Regions from separate parts of the Mus musculus genome. Here region 2 is linked to region 1. A link is a loop called in an ENCODE intact Hi-C map of the cell type or tissue named here. Cell type or tissue: gastrocnemius. All regions are shown on one strand.

Evidence for each region. A loop is a pair of places that touch in the nucleus more often than their neighbours do. Peaks named below come from ENCODE experiments on the same cell type or tissue, not always from the same donor. Only the 100,000 strongest peaks of a DNase experiment are listed, where the experiment ranks them.
Region 2: a loop joins it to region 1, with 9 times the contacts of the local background. A loop is called at or near these places in 12 of 42 quality-filtered maps.

What each region holds. Positions count from the first base shown.
Region 1 is chr10:70,020,360-70,022,859 of GRCm38, reverse strand. The region is part of intron 42 of Ank3 (ankyrin 3, epithelial); the gene reads right to left. Among named protein-coding and RNA genes, the nearest start is that of Ccdc6, 76 kb to the left of the region's middle. In gastrocnemius, a CTCF peak has its summit at 1,002 (motif pointing left); a DNase peak (open chromatin) is centred at 1,001; H3K27ac peaks cover 1,897 bases.
Region 2 is chr10:70,164,667-70,167,166 of GRCm38, reverse strand. Ccdc6 (coiled-coil domain containing 6) reads right to left here. Exons shown (of 9, transcript NM_001111121.1): 4 at 62-165. Among named protein-coding and RNA genes, the nearest start is that of Mrln, 39 kb to the left of the region's middle. In gastrocnemius, a CTCF peak has its summit at 1,108 (motif pointing right); a DNase peak (open chromatin) is centred at 1,115; H3K4me3 peaks cover 494 bases; H3K27ac peaks cover 1,809 bases.

The sequences.
Region 1 (2,500 bases):
ACTGGAGCCAAGAACACCAAAGTACCCACTCCTCTGAGATTTCAACACTTGTGCTCCTCCAAGGACAGAAAGTGACTCACTTTCAGTAGATCCAATTACAGAGGGTGGGCAAACCCTGTCGATCAGGATTTTCACACCTTGGTTGCTGTCATTAAATCCAAATCTTCCAGGCACCAGGCTGCTTAGGTGGCTCAATCATGGTTGCCCTCTTCACTCTGGGCAAACTCGCAGCAGTTTTATCTAAACTTGCCCTTGAGTCTCCCAGTTTCCTTGGGATGTGAAATTTTAACCCACCTCTTCTATGACAAGTTTAATAAGGTCTAGTAAGTTTCTACAAACATGAGACAGGATGGGTGAACTCTCACCCATTTCTTTATATTTTCTAATAACCAAGCTAACGTCCCAAGTTAAATTTGTATTAAAAAACAAAACAAAGCCTGTCTCTTCTCAGTGTAAGCCAATATTGTCTTTCTAGACAGAGTGGATGGCTTTTACAGCTTTTTGTTTTATATATGTGTGTGTGTGTGTGTATGTGTGTATATATATATGTGTGTATATATATGTATATATATATATAAAGATTTATTTATTATTCTATGTAAGTACACTGTAGCTGTCTTCAGACACTCCAGACAAGAGCATCAGATCTCATGATCATATGGTTTTGAGCCACCATGTGGTTGCTGGGATTTGAACTTAGGACTTTCAGAAGGGCAGTCAGCGCTCTTATTCGCTGAGCCATCTCTCTAGCCCCGTTTTTACAGCTTCTTAATATTGGGTTAATTATATCCTGCCCTCTGTATGTTGCTATTTTTAAAAAGCAGTAGTCATCCTTCAAATCTTTCTTGTTCTTAGGTGGCCAGAATGTAGGTCCCAACCCCATGGGTTTAGCAATGCTAGTGTGGCAAAACATTTCCTACCGAGAACAGCATCGCACAGAGAGGACGAGGACCTTGGCTAAGCAACTTGCTAGAAAACCACCTGAGGTGAGAGCGCCCTCTGATGGACGGGATGTTGTGGACAGGCTCCACGATGACATTTCAGAAATGGAATCTGGAGCTCTGTGAGCACAGCTAACAGAAAGAACTTAAGAAACTTTAGAAGGATGCCGGGCAGTGGTGGCGCATACCTTTAATCCCAGCACTCCGGAGGCAGAGGCAGGCGGATTTCTGAGTTTGAGGCCAGCCTGGTCTACAGAGTGAGTTCCAGGGCAGCCAGGGCTACACAGAGAAACCCTGTCTCGAAAAACCAAAAAAAAAAAAAAAAAAAAAAAACAGAAACCTTGGAAGGAGGGGTGTGCCTGTGGGCTAGGCGTAGCCTTCTGAATGTAAAAAATGGGAGTGTAGAAAGAATATCACAGATACTCTGATACTGATTCATTGTCACTTTAAGAAACATGTTAAATGATACTTACAAAACACGGCTCCAGATCTAGCAAAGGCTCAGGTGCTGACCTGAGAGCCAATTTAGAGTCCCATGGAAGTACTCAGGTTTGTTTGTTTGCTTTTTGTTTTGTTCTGAGCCCAGTACACACTGGAGGATTTATCTCTCACATCTACTGGAGTCACATTCTCTCCTGGTTCTCAAACTTTATGGCTGTACAATATGACTTAATGAGCCCCAGTGTCCAGTCCACGCCACGCCCACAGGGGCCAGTGATGAAAACCAGCAACCACTCCCACGCCAACTCTCTAGTTAGTTCTAGCGTTCGATCAAGCCACAGTGCCAACGATGGGTCCTGGGAGCATGCTTCCCAAAGCTTAATGTGTACACAGACATCTGGAGGGGTTTTATAGATCAAGAGTAAATCTAGACATTCGTTTCTAAGACTTTGATGCTGCCAGTGTTTACCTCTAGCCCTACTCTGAAAATAAAGACTGCATACCTCATCAGGTATACACATGTGGTGGTTTAAATGTTTAACCCAGGGAGTGGTACTATTGGGAGGTGTGGTCTTGTTAGAAAAAGTGTGTCACTGTGCGAGTGGGCTCTGAGACCCCACTCTTAACCACATGGGAGCCAGACTTGTCTTGTTTGCCTTTGGAACAAGAGGTAGAACTCTCAGCTCCTCCTGCACAATGCCTGCCTGGGTTCTGCCATGCTCCCACTTTGATGATAATGGACTGAATCTCTGAACCTGCAAGCCAGTCCCGTCCCAATTAAATGTTGTCCTTATAAGAGTTGCCTTGGTACCAGGAGAGCCAGGGCTATACAGAGAAACCCTGTCTCGAAAAACCAAAAAAAAAAAAAAAAAAAAAAAAGAGTTGCCTTGGTCATGGTGTCTGTTCACAGCAGTAAAACCCTAACTAAGATGACACAGGATAGCAAATTATCTTTTGCTGCTCCTGAATCTGTATCTACGTAGACTTCCTTCTCTAATCAACATGTATGGAATTCCTCAAGTTCCTTTTAAATTCTGGCTCCTTGAAAGTGCAGACCCTAGACTCTAAAGAGGCAGAACCTCCTTTGTACATCACCTCTCCCCTGAGGGACTTCATGG
Region 2 (2,500 bases), 140 kb before region 1:
ACAGACAGGAGTCTTCCGTGCGCGCGTGTGTACACACACACACACACACACACACACACACCTCTTCTCAGCTTCCAGCTTATCCATCCTCTTCCACAGCCGATTCACCAGCGCCTCCTGCTCTTGCTCCAGTGTGTTTTCCAGGTCAATCTTCTCCCGTCTCAGCTAAGGGAGGGAAAGAACAGCTTTACTGAGAATGCACGCCAGGGCACCAGAGCATCCTAGACTGGCTCTCACGGAGAATGAAAAGAGGTGAGGAAAGCTGGCTAAACAGCTTCGGAAAGACCAGACTGGATCAAACTATTTCCTATAGGCAAGACAGCGAACCCAGGACCAATCACTTCCATAATCACACTTACCAGTGTCTCTCAAAAAGCCACTACAACTAAGTAGTTATGACCACAAACCTGCAGTCAACTATCTCTCTCTGGGTTCAAATCCCGGCTCCACCCAGGGTTAGCTGGAAGAACGGGAAGTTTACCGCTTGTAAAGTGGAGGGAGCCGTGCCATGTGGCTGACGGAGTTTAAGTGCCTTATCTCAGGCATCATTAAGTGGCTCTTAGAATGCTGTGCACAACACTTGTCACTGTGTCCAGCTTTATCCTGTTCCAACCATCTAAGACATACCTCTCCAGGCCTCTGTTCCCCACCCCATCCCCCAGTAATGTCAGTATCTTGCTTGTGATAGCATGCTATAACTTTGTGAGATGCTATTTCCTTCACTATTTATTAGCAAAATACCTTATTACAAATTAAGGGGCTTTATGATGGCATCTTCACACGTGCAAGTGATATGCTTTGACTGTATACATCCCCACCCCACCCTACCCCATCCTTCACCTCTCCTCTGTTTGTTCACTAATGAATCCTAAGTGTCTAGATTCAGGAACAAGCCAACTAGCGAGGCCCATAAAGGAAACAGGAAGCATGCCACTGGCAAAGTGGGATGTGACATTCCCTGAAGAGCAAGCTCAGTCACAAGAAACAGGAGGTGGCTGAGTCAGAATACTTCAGAAATACTTGGTGCCACAGCCGGGAGCTTCGTGAGGTCCAGGGTGTCTTCTCTGCCTGGGAAGACTGGCTTGCCAGTCCTGAGGGAAGGAGGGAGGGAGTGTCCACCAGAGGGAGTACCTGTCATCTGCTCCCAGGCAGGTATCAAAAATAGAAAAACACTGGTCTCCCTGTAACTCTCTCCTCCCTCACATCCGTCTCGGTTTGTATGTTCTGTCTTGTTTTAAATTTAGGGACTCCCTGTCACCCAGTGCCAAATATCTAAGTGTCAGGCGAAGCCACCACACCCCCACAGCCCCACCGCCACCTCAGGTTACTCTGCAGCCCGCAGGGCCCATGGGTACAGCAGATGAGCAGAGTTCATTTGTAAAGCTGCTTTCTAATGAAGCCTTTCAGGGACGTGCCCCAGTCCTCACTGGTGCCTACCAACTCTCTCTCTCATTTTGGGTTAATTAACATCAGACTGAGAGTCCTAGTACACACTCCAATTAAGCCTGGAACTTCCTTAGACATCCTTGGTGGATGGACAGTAGTGTACCCCTGGGACATCAGATCCGCAGCTGGTCAGGGCTGTGTCTAGAGGTACAGGAAGGGCAGCGGGGACCCAGCTCCACGGTGCCTCCCCGACCCCCCGTCCGTCCGTCCGTCCGTCCGTCCGTCCACTTGCCCCATTAGAGCAGACGGAGCACACCTGCCAGCCCAGCACTCAGAGGCTGAGCAGCAGACCCAGTGCATGAAGCCCAAACAAGTATGGTAATAAAATAGAGGAGTCTGATGATGGAGAGGGGACAGGAAAATCAGTGACACTGCCCTTCACAACAGGCTCAGCTATGAGACTCTGGAAAGTTGTTCCAGTGCCCTTGGCAAAGGTTATCCTAAGCCCAATTTCATCAGGACCACTAAGAGAAAAGACATTTTGAACTCCAGAGATCAGACCCTTCCAGTAACTCGTGGCAAGAAGCTATCCACACATAACAAAAGAAGCTGACAGGAAGGCGTCCCTACAGGATTTGTTACAAAGGAGCTTCTCTCAAAGCCACCTGGGGGCCAGCAGGATGGCTCAGTGGACAAAGGTGCTTGCAGCCAAGCAAGCCAACCCAGGTTCCCTCCTCAGGACTCAAATGTCATGGGAGAACTTACGTGCAGGATTTTTGTTGTGATCTACACACACACAGACGCACACACGCCATGGCACAGGCCAGCTCCCCACAAATTAAAAAAAAAAATCATAATTTCTTTAAAAAGAGATGGAGAGGTGGCTCAGCAGTTAAGAGCACTGACTGCTCTTCCAGAGCTCCCGAGTTCAATTCCCAGCGACCACATGGTGGCTCACAGCCATCTGTAATGGGATCTGATGCCCTCTTCTGGTGTGTCTGAGGACAGTGACCCTGTACTCATATATATAAAATAAATAAAATCTTAAAAAAAAAATCTTAAAGAAAAAAAAAAAAGCATGAGTGAGGACTAGAATCTGTATCCCTACTATTCA